4 separate regions of the Homo sapiens genome follow, and regions 1, 3 and 4 are each linked to region 2. A link is a loop called in an ENCODE intact Hi-C map of the cell type or tissue named here. Cell type or tissue: heart left ventricle. All regions are shown on one strand. Region 1 holds the start of TNNI3K (TNNI3 interacting kinase). Region 2 overlaps FPGT-TNNI3K (FPGT-TNNI3K readthrough). Region 3 overlaps FPGT-TNNI3K (FPGT-TNNI3K readthrough). Region 4 overlaps FPGT-TNNI3K (FPGT-TNNI3K readthrough).

Region 1 (5,000 bases), 230 kb after region 2:
TATGACTATAGATTAAATAATGTCTTGTATTTGATGTATCCAGAACAACACTTGAATACGAGCTGGCACTCAACAAATTCTGGACTGTAAGCTCCCTGACACAGATTCCTGCATCTCACCCCCAATGCTAATCAGAAAAAAGAAGGTCACATTTGTTGCATTTAGTAGAAACACAGGAAAAGTCCATTATAGCAGTTGTCAAAACAGCTTGTAGTTGTCGATGTGGTATCAGAAAGAACCTACATTTTAAATCCATTGTTAATCCTAATATTCAGGTTTGGATACATCTAGTTTAAGCTAGCCTTCACCTATGTGCTCAATACTTTCTAAATTAAAAAATAATACTAAATAACTGAGGCTTTGACCTTTAAAAGTTGAGGAAAATCTCTTCAATGTAATCATATTTCATTTAGCATATTTATTTAAGTCAATAAGAGCTAGATGTTTATGATTAATTTCTATATTCATACTTTTCCAACAAAACAAATACATATTTATAATTCTACTGTACTAACATGCCAGTCATATTTCTACAGGAATTTCAAATGTAGTTCCATATCTCAACATGTGATACTACTTGCAAAAGTCAGATCAGTGGTATCTCATCACAAGTGTCAGTGTTGAGTTCATCATCCTGGGCCAAACTATAAAGAGAACCAACTACTTTTTGAACCATAAGTTGAACACTTGTGAAAGCCTTGTTACATCCATTGACGAATTTCATATAAACTATATTATACATGGGTGATTTTATTTGCCAATTATGTGATATTTATATGTTTACTATATCTAAAATTTTATTTTAAAGATGTGTCATTTGGTCATTGCTTTACACTTGTTTTCTAAGTAAAATAGAGGGAGTTCTTTGCCATGAGTGCATTACATAACACAGCTATAAATGAACATGGCTAATTGGCCTATATGGAACTTTTCCTTAGTCAGGCAGGTAACTTTCTTGACCCTCTAATGGGCATCTAGTTTCTCAATGTCAGATTCAATTTAACCAGAAGGCTTTTTGTGTATATAAGGGTCTTGCTCCTCTTTTCTGAACATTTTGTGTCTTCCAAGGTTGTGACACTTAGATTATTTTTCTCTTGTTATCATGGAACAAAATCTACTGAAATCCTGAAGGCAATATTATATGTTGTTATATGATTGTTCAGGGGCAGAATGATACTCAGTTCCATTAAGGGACAGCCTTTCAATGTCAAGAGACCAGAGGGTTTGTTAAAATTGGACTTACCGTCATAGTTCAAAGAGAACAATGTGGCCAATATGCGACCACTATGTGGGAAGAAAAATCTTGCTTTTCATTGCCGGCATGGTTTACAAGAATGATCTAATTCCTGAGAAGATTACTGAGATCAACAATAGCTTGCATTCAAAGGCTAGCCTTTAGGTTTTTATTTTTAAACTTTAATGATGGCAGATTACAATTTATATTTTAAGGAGGTGAGATGTTATGTTTGCATTTTGAGAGCTATATGAGTGGTCAAAGAGAGATAATCTGACATCCTAAGGCTTAGAACATGACTGCTTATGTCTGAGGTTCTACGGGTTTAAAAAATATACAGATACTTTAAAAAATAAGGTGAATACTGAAGACACTTATACAAAGAAATAATGACTCTTACAACTTTACCCAAATATATTCCTTAGTTCTGTCAGTTCTTTTTCCTTGATCTGCAGGTCATCTTCTAATCTTTCTATTGTGATAACATATGATTCACTGACTTTTTTCTTCCATTCATCTAGTAAAGAAGAACAAATGAGATTGATTCATAGTTGTGTTTTGCAAAATGTAGACACAGATCATAACATACAAGTAATCAAAACTGTTTTTTATTCTAGATTCTACAATACTTAATTTAAATTACTGATTGTGTGTTTAAAATGCAGATGTTTATATTTAAAATGCAATCATATTGAATTGTAGTAATGAAGAACCCATTCGATATTGGATAATATATTTACATAGAAAAATATATTTGACTTATTTCATTTGATTTTATTGCATTTTAATTATAGCAATCTCTAGTTGCAAGACGGTTTTTAGTTTTTAAATACTAGATACTTAAGATATAATTCTAAAATCCCTACATTCAGCAATATTCCAAATTTTTTTCTGTAACATTATACCAAGGAACTAAAATAATATTTTTGTAAGAAATTTCTTGTTTCCTATAAAGATCTTCAGAAAAAAATAATTTGAGTTCAGATAGTTTTTCAAAGACTTTCACAAAACATGCTGCCTTATCTTCCGTATACAAATTAACACATATTCCAATGAGTTGTTAGTTATCAGTAACTATAATTGAACCATATTACACTTAAGGAAATAAGAATAATTAGAATAATTACCAGTACAAGTTTGGGTTGGTCTAGATTTATAATTTCCCATTTATTATAAGTTTCTTCCTTTCTCCAGGGCAGTTCTTCAAGTTATAAGATTCCAAGTTCAAGTGCAGTGACAGTCCAGTTGAAAAATACTTTGATAGTCTGGCTAAAAATAAGCCCAACTGCCAAATGGAATGTCATGCAACAATGATAAAGAACAAAATCGTGTGTGCTTTCGAGGGTGAAATCATAAAGGGAACTAATCAGTCTGTTTAAAAGAACTGTATCAAAAATAAATAGCAAATGTTTCAATAGGATTATTTGCTTCCATCAATTATCTACCCATACATACTTTCATGGACCATTTATTTAACAGATAAATCTAGAAAATGATTCAGTTACATCCGAAGTTCACAAAAGAGCTGTTAAAACTACATAGACCTGTTTTCAAGATCATTTTCTCCTAAGCCAAAATAATGGCAGTTGGTAAAGAGTGGTAATAGAATGTGTCTACATACATAAATAAATAATAAAAATTCATTACCTCTAGCATATAACTAATAGAAATGAATGCAGGTTTGGCCTGTATAAGAGCTACATAATTATGTTTGTATGAAGAAATTCTCAACATAGACCAAGATTTATACTATTGTGGATTATTCCGACCATAAGAATCATAGATCAGAATGTAAAACATTAAGTTCTACAAATAGCAATTCGTAAAATAATAAATGACAAGAACAGTAAGATTAAGAATAAGAAAATTGAGCATTTGCTATGTGTCAGACCCTAGTTTACATGCTTTACATATATCTCATTATTTAATCTCATACATACAGTGCTGCTAGGTAGATATTATTCACAAATTATGGATGAGAAAACACAAAGTTACTAGTAAGTTGGAAGTCTGGAATCAGTTCTGACCATGTGACTCTAATATCCAAGCTAGATATTATTGATTTGTCTTCCAGAATTTCTCTTTCATGCACCTTCCATTTACTTTATTAGGACATTTCTCTTTGTATGCATATTGTATGCCTATTTCTACTGATATAAAGAACCCAGTCTATGATGGAGAATAAATGGGAAACCCAGAAAGAAAACATTAAATTTTTCACTATATATTTATTTCAGATAATCTTCTTATACCTAGAAAGTATAAATTTTAATCTTCAGATTCACATCCAGAGGATATAGCTTTAACTTAACAGATACAGATTTCATATTTTCTATAGTTAAATGTTCAAACAACTCTCTTTTTGAATAAATGATTAGACAAAGTTAGGACTCACCATATATTTTTGCTCAGCAAAAGTAATAGAAGTTTCAGAGGTAAGGCTTCCAGACTGATGAGATATAGTTGGCGCATCAGGTGTCTGGCTTCATAGACACTTTTTGTCCTCATCTGGACATATTCTCCTTTTCCCTTCTTATCAGTACATGCCTACCACAGCTGTTGATACTTGCTATACTGCAGTGGCATCTGGTTACCTTGGTCCATACACTCTACATTCTCCTTGTTTGAAAACCAGACATCTTCAGTTCCACCAGCTTTCTCTAAGCACTTCTGTGACCCCCATTTTCTCAGTTTGGAAAGTCTTTGTTTTGTCCAGGGACCTTCCTGCTTAATCTCTTCTTCCTTATCTTGAAGACCATACTGGATAGCTTTCTTTAAAAGACTTGCAATCTCCCAGGGCTACACTTTAGGAAATAATGCACCAGCTCTTTCTCCTCTCAGAGTTTCTTAAAATAATCATGGTTTCTATACTCTGAATCCAGAAGGACAAAGATGGGAGCCTTCTAGAGGACAACTAAATATATTTTTCTTGATCTCTTTTCTTATTTCTAATATCTCGGATCTTCCATCCGTGTGTGTGTGTGTACATGTATGTTTTCCACATATGGAGGAAAAATTAGCTCTTACATCATCTTCCACTGTGTTTCTAATTTCCTGCTTGGGACACAAGTCTGATGTACTGCTTTTTAGAATTTTTCCTTTTGATTTTCAAGAATACTTTTATTCTCTTAAAAAGCCTAGGTTTTACAAATGAAAGCTTTGGCTTTCAAAGGTGTGATTTCTGCGATGAGTTTGAAAATCCAATCAGCAACTCAGTTGAATTCTCCCACATTCTAATGCAATACATTTTGCTGGAAATAAAATGAAACGATAGCAATATAAGAAATGCAGAAAATTACTCAAAATATTACCCAAAATATTAACCACTATTGAACTATAACAGTTTCCTGGTTTGAAAGAAACAATATTTATCTCTAAGCCCTTCTTAAGAATGTGGATCTAGGTAATGGTTTGAGGTACTAGAGTAATTTTTTCTGGGTACCTTCAGCCTGATGAAGAAATGCTGGAAATGTAAATGGTCCAGGATAATATCCTTGCATTCCTTTTCCAAAGAATGTTGGAAAGAAACAACATAGAATCAAAAAATATTTTCCCTAATACTCAGTACATTTCTGTAAAAAGTACTTCTTTCTAATAAAGAGTTGGCCACATACTCTAAGTTGAATCCTACTTTCCCCAGTCCTGAGACGTCCAAAAGTGGAGAAAGCATGTTATATCATACATTATCAAAAACACAACTTGATTACAAAAGTAGTCTGCTTTCAAAGTTTAGTGAGGGTAGGCAACATGAGGAGCTTTGTTTAAA
Region 2 (5,000 bases):
CTTGTGGACTGTTAAAACAGAGCAAACCTAGGTATTTTCAGCCAAACAATTCTCTTATCTGTAAATATGTGCCCTGTGAGCAATTTGAAGATTACATGAAAGAAAAGAAGCCAAATCGTAGACAACACTCAAAGCCTGAGAAAGAGCAAATCCAAATTAACAGTGCAATAGAAAAATTTCTTATGAGTGAGGACAACATAGATTTATCAGGATTATCAACAAAAACCAAGAAAGCATATTCCCCAAAGAGGGTTATCTTCCATGATCCTGATTTAGTAGAAATAAATAGGTCGATGATGTCACCCAAAATATCAACCCCTTGGAAACGACAGAAAAATCAAAGTAACCAACTGACTAAGTTGGATGTTAAAAAATTTAGCAACACTGGGGAGAGAAACAAAGGAGAAAAATGGTTTACTAATTCATGGGTTCTGAAAAGGAAGAGAACCCCTCAGTCTGACCTCAAAGGGAAAATTAAAGGACAAAACTTAAAATTAAATTTACATCCTTTTAGAAAAGTCAGAGTCCATCCAGAAAAATCCTTGTCAAGTCTCCCAAAGCAATGCAAGCAGGTATTGTTGCCTCCTAAGAAATTATCCAAAACTTCTGAGACAGAAGCCAAAATAAATACTGTGTGTTCTGCAGATTTTCTTCAACAGTCAGAGAGTAGCAACTATGTTAGACTCACTTCAAAGAGGCTGCCTCTGAAACATGACTCAAAGCAGACCCCATATTATCAACGAAACACTAAACGTGCCCCCCTGCTCAGTGCTAACAACTTGCGTGTAGTCAACCAGAGCTCTATAGAAAGCAGCTGTTACTCAGCTGGCCACATTCCTGATGGAAACACATCAAAATTGCCCCAACCTACACCCACTGATGCTGAGCACAGGCACTCACATTCTCAATTCTCAACTGAGCAAATGGAAGATGCAACTCAGCTTGAATCAAAAGTGCTTAGTTATTTAGCAACTACTTGGGAAAATACAGGAAGTGATGTTTTACCATTCCAACATTCCAGGAGGGCTACTGACCAAGGGACAACGGAGTCCACTGAGCACATGGGACAGAATGTATCAAAGACCAGTGAGTTAAATCAGTTTTCTTTGTCCCCGAGGAATCAAACACAACTTTTAGATGCTCACAAGACTGACAGCTACAACAAGGAATACACTTTAGACCAAAATGAAGCCTTACAACACAGAGAGCAAAATTCAAGTCATGCACAGCTTGAAAATAAAGAAAAAACATTAATGACAAAACCCCAAATATCACATCAAATTGTGGAAAATTGTATTATGGATAAGGAAGAAAATGATGTAGAAAAAAAACTTTCAAAAACAGAAACTTATGATTCCTCTCTCATTCCCCAAACACAATCCAAGAACAACCTATCATTTATGAAGACAAATTCAATTCCATACCAAAATAGAATAGAACTTCCCAAGGATATCAGTACTTCTCCTGTTAGTAGTCAAGCCGTTTGGCACCTAACCAATAGTAGCGAAAAAGGAATTGACAGCACAAATGCATTGCCCAGAAATGACGGCACTGAAGCACTAGAGATAAAAATAGTAGGGAAAGAAGAGAAAAATATGCTTGATGAAAGCAAGACAGATTCTAGTATGTTAACTCAGATCTCACAAATGACCTTAAAAGGCATCACAAAAGAAAGGCAGCAAACTTGGGAAAATGGAACAAGTGAAAAATATATATTACATGATGCAAGCTCTGCCGAGGAGACCATTACAGCTAAAGATTTAAGTATCACAAGTTCCCATGAAACCCAAAATAGAATACTTTGCAGTGAAGTAGATCCTGAAGTTAACAGTAATGTACATAATTTTAGAGAAGTTCAAAATATTCAACCAGATAAAGATAGTGCACATAAAGAAGGCGCAATGACAGTGGAGACACATGAAGCGCTTTCCTTCTTACCAGGGTTAAAAGACAGTTTTGAGGCAGAAAATGAGGTGTTTTTAGTTCCTAGCAGAATAAATGAAGCTGAAAACTCTGCTCCAAAACCTGTACTGTATCCACCATCTGCTGAATATGCTACTACATCACCTTTAGAAACAGAATAAAGTGAACAAAATAACTCAAATAATAATCCTTTTCTACTTTAGCTTTCTTCAAGAGGACAAACACCCACTAGCCTTTGCATGCATTAGAAGTGGATCATTTTGGAGGACAACAACGTCCTCAGTAACTCTTTGTTATCAATAAAATAAAACCAGAGTTGAATATATGACAAAAATCAAAGATGGAGTCATAGGATACGTCTGACACAATTAACTGAGTATGCTTCTCTAAGGAATGAAAAAACAAGTAAGAAAAGTTTTGCCAAGTCTTGCAAAAGCAAGCAAACATTGAAAAAAAAAAAGCCTTAAACAAATGAAAAACTACATAAGAAGAGTATTTGAGCAGATTTACATTTGATGTTTATTTCATGTAAATTATTATACATATCTCAATTAGTGGTATTACAATATTGCTTTCTACATGGATAATTATATATTCATATTTGTGTTTGATCTGTTTTCCTAATTATAGTATGAAAATAAAAATTCAGCTTTGTTAACTGTAGTGTAACTGATATGCATATTGGTATGTTTCATACATTTGCAATTGTCCTGTTGACAATCATCCCAGATTTAAGTAGAAGTCTTTAAAACTTGTTATTTCTCTAAGAGAAAAAAATTAAGGATTTCCAGGGATAGTTGGCTGTTCCCATAAAGATCTGCAAAATCCTATATATCCACTAGGTGGAGATCTCAGCTTCAATCATTTTAGAAGAACAGGGCTTGAAGATCGACACAATGGATCCTGAACAAAAGGAATTTTAATGAGCTTTATTGCCAATTGTTATTAATTTAAGATTTTGAAAACTAAATAACCTATTAGTGCATAGCTTTCAAGGTCTGATCTCTTGGGTTTCGCATGCCACTGTTGTTTGGAGTGAGAACTCCTCCTTATACACTGGAATTAAATGTGAATATAAATATTAAATTTAAAAACAGTAACAGAACAAACATGTCTCATTCAAAGCCATGCTTATTTGAAAAATATAGATATATTCAAATAATTTAATTATTGAGACCACTGTAAAAAATATTTGAAGCATACCTTCACAATTTAGAATATTATAATATTTTACATTTTTTAGTAGGGGAACAAAAATGTTAAAAGGGAAACAAACTTCCTCTTCTCCTATCTCTACACCTGTCTAGGTCTATACATCTTTATATCTGCATTTGGTAGAATAATAATAATAAATAAGCTTTATAAACCTTATAAGATTAGAACAACATAAATATTGCCTACATACCCCGCCTCTTTTGTTTCCCTTCCTATTCAGAGTTGCTAGGAAATAACTTAAGTTTCTTATTTTGAAAATTCCTAAACTTCTTACCTCTCTTCTTCATCTTTTCTCGCCAATATTCAAGACTTTATTGCTTTTAATCCTAATTCCTCTGGTATTTCTGTTCATTATCTCTGCTTGAGCTTAACTGCTATGCCACCTATCTGCCTTGCCTGACCCCACTTTATTTTTAAAGCACCTTTAAGGTGAGACGAGTATCTATGCCAACTTCTTGCATGATAAGTTTATTCCACCCTAATCGACAGTTTCTTCATCTTTGTAGACCAGGTCACTTTTTTTCTTGGTAGCTATCTTTCTTTTTCCTTTTTTTTTTTCTTCTTCTTTAAAGCGCTGTCACCTTACTTCAGCACCTTTAGCTTTGTTCTCTCTGCTCTCACTGCCAAGAATATCCCTGATATCTAGAGGCCTAATGAGTACTCTTGGTCACTAACTGACTCTCAGGAGGCAGCAATCCTAGTTCTCCTGGTCTCTTTTCTCTCTTCCATTTCTGAAATCCAGTCTTTTACCTCTTTATGATGTTTCCTTTGAAATAGTTCTCAGGTTTACCCTTGCCCTTGAATCTCCATGGTAACCATTGTAGTCTGTGTGTTGTAATCAACTGGATTACTCAAACAGCAGTCCAGCTGGCTGCTCCAACTTCATTGTCTTTTGCTTGAGTTTCAACCCATTCATTTTTTATCTTTGTTGGGCACAAATCACCTGGGGCGCTTGTTAAATTGTGGAGTTTCAGGCTCCATCTGAGAGATTTTAATTCAGTAAACTTAGATTAGGGCCCCAGAATCTTCATTTCAACAAACTTTCCAGGGTAATCTGGAATACATAGTTTGCAGCCCACATATTAAGAATCAATGCTTAGCTATTCCAATGAGCATTACAAGATAATTCAGTGTTTGCCTTACTGTAGGAACTACAATTTTTTTAAGTAAATAAATCCTTTGTATCAAACTCAGATGAACTTCCTAAAAAATTACTTTTATCTTTTCACTCCTTTAGAGAAAAAAATATAATTGCCATAATTTCACGTCCAAATTTCCTGTTCCAGTTTCCAAAATCTGTCACTATCTAGTATCAGGCTTTTTTCTACCTCTTACTGTTTTCCAACCTTCTCCCATCTTCAATAGACTATTCTTCTTACTCTCCTCAATGTTCTAGTTTATGAGTTTTGACTAAGAAGACATCCTGGAGAAAATACTGTGCTTCAAATTCAAGGAATGAAGTAAAGACAGATATGCAAGAAAAAATGAGAAGCACAGTTGATAACCTAGAAAGTAATGACCAGAATAGCATGATGTTAGTGTCCTCCATCTAAAGATGAACTTGTTTCAAATAATGCCTGATACAGAGATTTAACCTCTCCATGGCTACAATGTTGCAACTGCTACTAGTCTTTCCCTTGTATCTGTTCTCCTAATGAATTTTCGTATGTTCTGGTTGCTTAGACTGTTTTTCTTTCTCACCAAGCCGCCTTCTTTCAGAAAACTACTGTTTATGGCCTCAGCTCAAGTGTTACTCTTTTTGGGAAGCCTTCACTAACCTGCATTCTGTCTTTGTCCCCCAACTTGCGAGTAGTATTGTTTTAGTATATAGTCTCACAGAGTTTTGTCTTTCTTAACCTTGG
Region 3 (5,000 bases), 220 kb after region 2:
ATGCAGTGTTTATGGGAATTAAAGTGTCCTACCTTGTAAACTGCTAAATGCAAGGCTGTAAATCCATTTCTTGTCAGTCGAGATGGGCGGAGCCCTTTCAACATAAGAGTTCGAATATGTGATTTCTTGCCTTAAAGAGAAAAATGAAAAAAGGCTAAATCATTGTGGGGATGGGGTGAGTTTGAGACTCTTTTTGACCTAATGATAAATGCCATACAGCTGTATAAAAATGTCAAGCTGCGTTCTGCAGGCCATTTGTAAAGTTTTCTATTAATTGACAACCTTACTTACTAGGGGATATTTCTTTTCCATTTATAAAACTTTATTCAAATGCTGTGTATTTTGACTCTGTCTTAGATTTTTTATTTAGTACCCTCATCATCAGATGGTTTTGAAACATAAACACATAAGAGAATTCACCATAATAAACTATTAGTGAAAAAGCTTAAATTAAAAAATCTAATTGTAGAGGATTTATCTGAACATTATTAACAGTAGAGCTTATTTAGATCAAAGAAATATGAAGGATATAACCAAGGTTGGGAAGGCACGTTTGAAGTTGAGAGAACAATCTGTTAAGCAGAGTCTGTTTGGTTTGTTTGGGAGAAATGGTTAAGGAATATGGTTAGAGTTGACACTTACACATTTCTGTTCCATTTTAAGAAGTTAAGCTCAATGAATTTAGTTTGGATTAACAAAATAAATATTAATGGTTCATTCATTAATTCAATAACTTTACTGAGTGGCTATTACAGGCCAGGCACCATTCAAATTACTTGAGATACATTGATAAACAAAACAAACTAAAGTGTAGGCCAAATTAAACTCTTAATCTTCACTTCGATCAATCTTCACTTTTAGATCTTATCTTTGGCATTTATCACTTTTCCACATACTCTTGTTGAATATTGTGAAGCAACTGCTTGATGATATTTTGGGGAATCTTTAAGTGCTTCTGAATTTAAGTTAATCCCTGACTGGCATGCCCAATATTGAAAAGTGCTTTTTGATTTCCAAGCAAACTGAGGGACTTGGTTTCCGGTAGCAACACAATGAAGCTTATATTTAAAGCTAAATCAATTGGAATATTCTGCCTGATAGTTACTGCCTAAACTGAGATTATCAAGGTTGGAAAAGGCAAAGCAGAAGGGAAAATTGAGTATGAATAGAATTCTTTTGCAGACTATTAAGCAGCTCAAGTCACTGACGATATACACATATAACCAGTTTAAGAAGTACTAAGTTTCAAGTACTCACCTCCACAAATGCAACATAAATGAAGTAGAGACAGCCCATTTTCAGTGCGGTAATTTAAATTGACTTTACTGAAGGCTTCATCAGAGCTGAAAAAAACATGTTACAGATGATCACAAAATTCATCTTTTAGCATATTGTCTTTCATTTGAAAATTATAAATGCAAATCCTGTTACTATCAATTCAGAAATGTATTTTTTCTAAGATTATTTTGCACTTACAGAAAGAATCTTGAACCCTCTATATGAAGAATTAAAATTGAGAGGAAATTCTGTAGTTTTACATTGTAATGATGTCACCAGAAATAACACTATGATTCCAATAGTTGCTCCAGAATCACTGACAGCTACTAGATGTCACAATAGCGAATTTAGTGGCACTTTTTAAAGACAAGTAAAACCAAGGTCAGACATCATCTAGGAACCTGAGAGTCACTGTTAGTAGGGAATACTTACATAATACATATATAAAATTGATTATTATGTAAATCAGGAAATCAGAAATCAGAAAATTGTTGTCAAATATAAAAGGCCAAGAAAAGTCAAATATGGCATGAAATTATAGGGGCCAAGAAAGACCTTCCCCTTTGCCTCTCTGAAGGTTTGCTGAAATCAACTGACAAAAGGGACATTAATAGAAGAAAAGGCATAAAATATATTTGATCATAGTTTTAAAAGGCACAAGAGATACAAGACATAAGAGCCTTCAGAATGAAGACTCAAAGATACAGGAATAACTCTGTAAGTTCTAGTTTCTATGACCTGCCTTGAGGGGAGAGGGATTCTAGTCTCTATGGCTACCCTCTGGGGAAAATGAGGGGCCAGAGACAAGAGGACAGGAGAAGGTCAGAGAGAAAGTTTGGCTTCTAAGGCTGCTTGTAAGGCCTTCATTTTGAGGTGTAATTTTCTAAGCCTCAACAAAAATGATGCTAAAATTATCCCAAGAGTTATACTTCAAAAAGAAAGTTGTATATTCACAGTGAAGTTGGCAATGGTAACAACAGTGCAATAATCATTTTTTGATTGCATATCACATGCCAGATACTGTAGTAAGCGCTTAATCTTACTTATTCCTCACCACAGTGAGAGGTGACAACGTGCTAGCAGCCCTCGCTCGCTCTCGGCACCTCCTCAGGCCACGGTGCCAACTCTGGCTGCACTTGAGGAGCCCTTCAGCCTGACACTGCACTGTGGGAGCCCCTCTCTGGACTGGCCGAGGCCAGAGCCGGCTCCCTCTGCTTGTGGGGAGGTGTGGAGGGAGTGGAGTGGGCAGGAACTGGGGCTGTGCACAGTGCTCGCAGGCCAGCGTGAGTTCTGGGTGGGCGTGGGCTTAGTGGGTCCTACACTCTGCGCCGCAGGCTGGTGCCACCAGCCCTGGGCAGTGAGAGGCTTAGCACCTGGGCCAGAAGCTGCAGAGGGTGCACCGGGTCCCCCAGCACTGCCAGCCCACCTGCGCTGCACTTGAATTCTTGCCAGGCCTCAGCTGCCTCCCCATGGGGCAGGGCTCAGGACCTGCAGCCCGCCATGCCCAAGGCCCCTCCACCCCCCTACCCCCGTGGGCTCCCAGGCAACCTGAGCCACCCCGACGGGCACCACCCCCTGCTCCACGGTGCCCAGTCCCATCCACCACCCAAGGGCTGAGGAGTGCAGGCACGCAGCGTGGGACTGGCAGGCGGCTCCGCCTGCGGCCCCTGCGTGGGATCTACTAGGCAAAGTCAGCTGGGCTCCTGAGTTGGGTGGGGACTTGGAGAACTTTTATGTCTAGCTGGAGGATTGTAAATGCACCAATCAGCACTCTGTGTCTGTCTTGGGGTTTGTGGATGCACCAATCAGCACTCTGTATCTAGCTAATCTGGTGGGGACTTGGAGAACTTTTATGTCTAGCTAGAGGATTGTAAATGCACCAATCAGCACTCTGTGTCTAGCTCAGGGATTGTAAATGCACCAATCAGTACCCTGTCAAAACGGACCAATCAGCTCTCTGTAAAACGGACCAATCAGCAGGATGTGGGTGGGGCCAAATAAGGGAATAAAAGCAGGCTGCCCCAGCCACCATCGGCAACTTGCTTGTGTCCCCTTTCATACCGTGGGAGCTTTGTTCTTTCGCTTTTTGCAATAAATCTTGCTGCTTCTCACTCTTTGGGTCCGCACTGCCTTTATAAGCTGTAACACTCACCATGAAGGCCTGCAGCTTCACTCCTGAAGCCAGCAAGATCACAAACCCACTGGGAGGAATGAACAACTCCGGACGGGAGGAACAAACAACTCCAGATGCGCCGCGGTAAGAGCTGTAACACTCACTGCGAAGGTCGGCGGCTTCACTCCTGAAGCCAGCAGACCACAAACCCACCAGAAGGAAGAAACTCGGAACACGTCCAAACATCAGAAGGAACAAACCCCGGACACACCATCTTTAAGAACTGAACACTCACTGCGAGGGTCCGCGGCTTCATTCTTGAAGTCAGTGAGACCAAGAACCCACCAATTCCGGACACAACAGGACAAAGTCATGCATATTGTCACATATATTATTTTACTCATTTTATAATTGAAGAAATTGAAGCTTAAATAGGTTAAATAACTTGCCCAAGTTGGAAAAAAAGAACAAACTACTTAAAAGGCAGAGTCATGATAGGATTTGAATCCTGGTATAACTATAAGAATGAGGCTTTCAAGGATTACCACACTGATGAAATGATTTTTTCCACTTTGAAAACAGCAAAACATAACAGGTATTGCTATACAATATTGGACATACATATTGAAAAACTGCATTTTCTCAGGTGTTTATTGCTACAGAAGAGCTCCAAAGCTTTTTCTTCTTTCAGTATTTGCCATTAAGTTCATTATGATTAGCTCAGAAGAATGTGCATCCTTCCCTGTTTTGCTTAGGCTGCTGGTTACATAGTTTTTCTTAGGATCACAAGGCCTCTCTCTCCTCCCCCAGTCCAATACTTTGTTTTTTTTTCTTGTGGTTTTATAGTGTGTTTCATTTGCTGGACAATAGAAAGACCAGGGAAGAAAAGCCGAAGCAGCTCAGAGCTGAATCATTGTCCATCAACATTCTCAGTTTCCAGTCACAGTTTTCATTCCCTTTTTATTTATGGACACTGATTCCCTACAAACTTTAAGAGAAAAATCCAATCTACCTAGCTTGAAAGGCAGAGTTCAGCTCCGCTGAATACCTCTACTATTTGAAGTCATAACCACAAAGAAGACCTCTGTGACCTGTGATTGCATTTCCAAGTGTGTTCCAAGTACCTAGTTTACTTTCTTCCAAGACATCCATAATATATTTGGCTTTGAGGGTTTAAAAGCCAGGCTGGGCCAAAGACCACACATTTCTAAGAATCATGTTATTTTGTGAAGTTACTGCCATACCATAAATAGCTCTATCATTTATAAGTAGGCTCATTTTATTATAAGTAGACATTTAAAACAGTGGCATTTTCATCAGAAATGATTTTGATTGCAGTATTTTTTGAGCTGAGGGAAATTGCTGATAGAAGTGAGTTAAATTCTTAACTATCTTCATGAAATTCTGAACCCCCTTCTTATATTATTAACATTTATAAACACTGGAGTTTATTGTACTTCCACAAAAGGCTTTCCAAAGCAAGTTGAGGTGTGTTTCCCAGTATTAGTAAGCATGTCTATGTGTTTTGCTGCAGGGGAACACAGAAAGCAAGAAGGGTAGGAGGGTAAAAAAAGTTTGGGAATACTGCATTCCCATGGCTGTGAAAATA
Region 4 (5,000 bases), 85 kb after region 2:
ATAGGAAATTATACAATTACAGCTTTCTTTCAGCAAAAACTATCTGTTAAATGTATTTGCCAAATAATAAGAATGAATATAGATAATATATACTGTGTAGCCTGTCTATAGAAATTTTAACATTTACAAGTAAACAAATGGCTCTCTGAAATTCCCAAATCTCCCTTGTCTTGACAATGAGTACATATCCTTAATATACAGTTAAGGTTAGCAAAGTAAGTAAACTACTGTCCAAATGAGATCAATGTAAACTATATTTCTGTGAGTCATTTATAGTCATCAAGGGATGATTTAATTTATCACAAATACCTTCATCATGTTTATTTTGAAGTTTTAACTTTCACACTACCAATTTCTTTCTGTCAACTAATTTTAAATTGTCCAACCCAATTGTCTGAATTTGGGCTAAGCTGACCTTGGATCAGAGTACAAAAGAAAATATTTTTCACAGACCAGTTATTTGATATATAATTTTCACTTGTTGAGACTATGTAAAAGTGCCCCACAATTCTAATTTTGAAGAAGTCTGATTTTATATTTATTACACATGAATTATATTATTTATATGGCTTCCTTTCTTGAACTTGATTGTAAATTAATTAATTTATTGTATTTTTTCTGAGTTACTGTATCAAATTTCATTAGATCCCATAGATGCATTTTCTCATAAATGATATTTTATAAAAGGAAAAACTTATTCTAGCTGCACTCCCATGCTCCACATTTCAGTGTTGCATATCTAGTAACACATTACTCTGAATAAATGGAATGATTTTAGGGTATTTTTTTTTTTCTTTTCAGATGTTATATCTGCCAGTTTTCAATACTGAATAGGTCTGAAGTCTTCAATCTACCAGTTGTTTGATGATGTATTAGTTTGTTCTCACACTGCTAATAAAGACGTACACAATACTGGGTAATTTATAAAGGAAAGAGGTTTAATTGACTCACGGTTCCACATGGCTGGAGGCCTCACAATCATGGTGGAAGGCAAATGAGGAGCAAAGTCACATCTTATATGGTGGCAGGCAAGAGAATGTGTACAGTGGAACTCCCTTTTGTAAAGCCATCAGATCTTATGAAACTTATTCACTATCATGCGAACAGCATGGGAAAGACTAATCCCCATCATTCAATTACCTCCCACTGGGTCCCTCCCACGACACATGGGGATTATGGGAGCTATAATTCAAGATGAGATTTGAGTGGGAACACAACCAAGCCATATCAGATGATATATAAATACTCTAGGCCTTTCCTTTGCCATCCAATTTATGCACTTTCATATTTGGCTAAGGAGTAGTTTCTGTCATTGAATATCTTTTGCATCAGACCAGAACCTACAAGAATAGAAAGTAAGTGCACAGTCTCAAAGGCACTCTCTCATCTTCATTCCTGTCAGTGTTTATGGTGCTTGGACTGAACTCTTAACCTTTGCAGACAGCTATGTTGACCTCAGTGTGATACAGGTTTGTATTCATCAATGCCATCTTAGTAAACCTTTTTTTCTTCCATTTCAGTTATGTTGATTTTTCTCCTTTAGCTGGAATTGTTTTTGATATCCTTGATGAAATTATTTGGCAGATGATTATTTCTCCCTTTTAAGGTTTTGAAAAGGACAAATACCTTTGTTCATGATTGGAAAGGTGCCAATTCACATTACTTTACATACCTCTTTCTAAGATTTTCACATTTTTGTATTTACCACCCATGTTAGGCAGTTTACTTGTATCCACATGAGAAGGAAGAACTACATCTACTTAAAGACTACAATTTGATGAGTTTTAACAGTTATATACTCCTGTGAAACCACCATCTCAATCAATACAAAAAATATTTCTGTCACCCCAAAAAGATTCATGGTCCCTCTTGCAATCAATTCCTTTCTTATACCTCAGCCCTAGGAAAACACTAATCTTTTCAACTCTATTGATTAGTTTGCATTTTCTAAAATTATATACAAGTGGGATAATATGGTATGTACTATTTTACGTGTGCTTTCTTTCACAGGGCATAAGTGGAATGTAGGCAGAGAATGTTGACCATATTTGAACCCATAATTGAGATAATTCTGATCAATTAGGAGGAGTGAGGAGTAGCTGAGAAGTGAAAAGGATGGGTTAGATAAATTAAAATAAGTTTTACTAATATGAGTAGAAGGCACAATATATCGGTGCTGTTGAAACCATAAGGAATATTTAAAAATAACAAAAATCCTTATCAGAGACCAACTTCTGGGTCAGCTAAAAATTAAAAGTTTTCCATTAAGGCAACCAATAATCACTATATTTAAGAAGCTGAACATCAACATGAAAGAAAATTGTGAAATGATTAATTTAGACATAAAAATTTAACAAGTTCAGGAAACGTTGCCACTGTTTTTTTCAGGTTCACATGAATCTGATTTTAGTTCCCACATACTCTTTTCAGAGGAATATTTAAATAATTTGACTGTGACAAGCCAAACTGTTTTGAGACCTCATTGAAAGTCAAATGAAAACACTAATCAAATGCAAAAATATTCCAGTCAGGCATAGAAATGCTGCAGGTTAGAAAATAAAATGTTGCCTGTGAGAAGGAAAATCAATTGATTTAGAAAAAGCAAGTATTGGTTCAAATTTACATGGTCAGTAGTGGCTGGAAATCACTAAAATTTCAGGAGGTTGTATTTTTCTTCAAAAGCATCAGATAGTCTTGAGCTATAGCTACATTGCAAAACGAGTTTGTTTGACTAACTTTTCACCTAAGTAAAACAGAAAATCAGATCAGTCAAACAACTGATTGTCTTTCCCTTTCTCATTGTTTTTTATAGGCAGGCTTTAGTGACTAGCATGCAAATAATTATCTACAGCACAAAATAGCCAGAGAAGTGACTTGTGGAATAGCGTGTTAATTGAGCAAAAGAATGACTTTCACACTCTTAAATGCCACAGAATTGTTCAATATTAAGTGAGAACTACCTTCTCATTTCAGCTATGAATTCTAGAAAGTACAGCTCCTATGGTAAGGTGATCTGAAAAATACATTGCATTGCTATTCAGTCAGTGCTGCTCCTGTTTTGTGGGGCCAAATGACTATACATCCCTATATTTTGGATTATCTGACTACTGTTCCTGTTTTGTGGGGCTAAATGACTATACATTCCTATATTTTGGATTACCTAACTATCTAGTGTGTGTAATAACCTTAGTCTGTCACTTACCAGCTTTATCACCTTGATGATTTGCTAAGTCTCTTTTTAGCCTTTTTCTGTCATTATGTATTCAAAACTGTCATCATATAGAGCTACGAAGATTTAATTAGATGATCTCTGTAAAGCATTGAGTTCAATACCTGGCATAAAGAACATTAATATATGTTATCCTTATGTTTCTTGATTATTATTAATTCATTCATCTGACAAATATTAATTGAATTTTTATTAGGCCCCAGTCATTGTACAAAGCACTGAGAATAAAATGGTGAAAAATCCACAGCTCCTGTACCAATTAAGCTTAGTGTGTAGTGGGAACACTCTCAAGTTCATGAGCAATTTTAATAGCATGAGAAGAGCTCTCCTGAAATAAGCAAGAGTCTGATGTGCTGTGGGAACGTGTAGGAGGGCTTCCTGCAAGAAGCATTTGGGATAGACAGGAGTTAGAAGGAAAGTTTTATGGAGAAAGTGTGAGGAGGGGCACAGAGAAGAGAGAGGTAAGGCAGGGGCGAATGTTTGTGTCTGAGGGAATAGCATGTATTAAGAGCTATAATAAATGAAGCTTTTCAGATGAAGGCTATAGAGGCAGTTCCACCAAGAAAGCCAGAAAACAAAATAAGAACAAAAAAACTATTTTTTTTCCTCTCTAGCACTTACAGTGCTGAAGAACAAGCTGGGCAAGTAACAGCTCTTTAGCCTCACTCATATTTAGGAAGCAAAAAAGAAGAAACTTTGTCAAACCCACAGAAAATTAATAAAAGTTCAATGCTAAATGTCTGCCTGCAAGGCCACCCATATCTCAACAGAAGAAGACTCAGAATGTCTTTCACATTCTTTGTATGAAAAGAAAAAAAAAAAGAAATTAAAGAAAGAGAAAGAATTCGAAGCCTGTAATCAATCCTTTCCTTTAAAAAACCCAGCAATTCAGGAGGTCTGCCAGAGGCTGTCTTTCAGAGACCATGGACAGGAAAAAGCTTATTAAAATGTGCTCCATTCCCAAAGAAAGAGGTCACTCAAGATCCCCAGACCCTTAACTCTGAATAGATTTAATGAAAGCCAACTCTATTTTAAGAATTTAGAAGGGGGATTTCCCTCCCAAAAGAAAAGAAGGCAGACATCATCAACGCTCTAACACTATTTCATCTATGGCACCAGGCATGCTTTTCACTAACTTTCTGTAGGTTGCTAAAACCATTAAATGAGGGTTTAGTGACTGAGAATACAGTTCTTCACATACAAGGGTTGAAACATAATTGATACAAAGACCATCCATCCAGGATTAAAGAGTTCTAATCATTCTGTGAAGCTTGCATGCTCTTTCCTCCATGCTGGCCAAAGAAACACTGCATCTTTCAGAAAGGGACTATGCTGTTTCCCACATCATTTAGTAACAACAAAACCTTTCACCTTCAGTTAGAGAAAGATAATCTAGACTATTCTGCAAATAGTACTGATGCAGCAGCTGGATACAAAATGAATCTTAGTCCAAGACTTTCTGGTAACCCTGCTTTATGTAATTAATATACATTGTATACAAATATCTCTTGCAGAATCTTTCTCTAAAATCCTCCATTGACTGTTGTCCTGGTACCCTTATTAATCACAAGGGTATTTCTGTGAAAAGGTAGACATGGACATCATTATTTCCATTTTGTAAATCAGAAATCTGAAGCAGAAAAACGTCAAGTGACATAACAGCAACACAGTAAGAACATGAATAGAAATGACAAAAACGATTGAGAATTGTCTCTTGGGAATCAAAAAGGTGTGATAGGATGAATTCTTCCTTTTCTTTCACTACTGAAGG

What was found. Hi-C counts contacts between places; a loop is a spot of excess contacts. Peaks named below come from ENCODE experiments on the same cell type or tissue, not always from the same donor. Only the 100,000 strongest peaks of a DNase experiment are listed, where the experiment ranks them.
Region 1: it touches region 2 in a loop (2.7-fold over the local background); 5 of 110 quality-filtered maps call a loop at or near these places.
Region 3: it touches region 2 in a loop (4-fold over the local background); 5 of 110 quality-filtered maps call a loop at or near these places.
Region 4: a loop joins it to region 2, with 2.0 times the contacts of the local background. A loop is called at or near these places in 2 of 110 quality-filtered maps.

Annotation. Positions count from the first base shown.
Region 1 is chr1:74,232,853-74,237,852 of GRCh38, reverse strand. FPGT-TNNI3K (FPGT-TNNI3K readthrough) reads right to left here. Exons shown (of 27, transcript NM_001112808.3): 4 at 1,643-1,751. TNNI3K (TNNI3 interacting kinase) reads right to left here and starts at 2,466. Exons shown (of 25, transcript NM_015978.3): 1 at 2,362-2,466; 2 at 1,643-1,751. The coding sequence starts at 2,401. In heart left ventricle, no CTCF peak of the experiment used is centred here; no DNase peak of the experiment used is centred here; H3K4me3 peaks cover 2,543 bases; H3K27ac peaks cover 2,955 bases.
Region 2 is chr1:74,466,962-74,471,961 of GRCh38, reverse strand. All of the region lies in intron 23 of FPGT-TNNI3K (FPGT-TNNI3K readthrough), which reads right to left. The region is part of intron 21 of TNNI3K (TNNI3 interacting kinase); the gene reads right to left. It overlaps LRRC53 (leucine rich repeat containing 53), which reads left to right. Exons shown (of 5, transcript NM_001382280.1): 5 at 1-2,586. The coding sequence ends at 2,084. Among named protein-coding and RNA genes, the nearest start is that of LRRC53, 43 kb to the left of the region's middle. In heart left ventricle, a CTCF peak has its summit at 2,755 (motif pointing right); no DNase peak of the experiment used is centred here; H3K27ac peaks cover 2,347 bases.
Region 3 is chr1:74,245,802-74,250,801 of GRCh38, reverse strand. FPGT-TNNI3K (FPGT-TNNI3K readthrough) reads right to left here. Exons shown (of 27, transcript NM_001112808.3): 5 at 1,258-1,343; 6 at 33-130. It overlaps TNNI3K (TNNI3 interacting kinase), which reads right to left. Exons shown (of 25, transcript NM_015978.3): 3 at 1,258-1,343; 4 at 33-130. Among named protein-coding and RNA genes, the nearest start is that of TNNI3K, 13 kb to the right of the region's middle. RefSeq lists an enhancer at 4,937-5,000. In heart left ventricle, no CTCF peak of the experiment used is centred here; a DNase peak (open chromatin) is centred at 2,551; H3K27ac peaks cover 1,029 bases.
Region 4 is chr1:74,382,126-74,387,125 of GRCh38, reverse strand. All of the region lies in intron 19 of FPGT-TNNI3K (FPGT-TNNI3K readthrough), which reads right to left. All of the region lies in intron 17 of TNNI3K (TNNI3 interacting kinase), which reads right to left. Among named protein-coding and RNA genes, the nearest start is that of LRRC53, 130 kb to the left of the region's middle. In heart left ventricle, no CTCF peak of the experiment used is centred here; no DNase peak of the experiment used is centred here.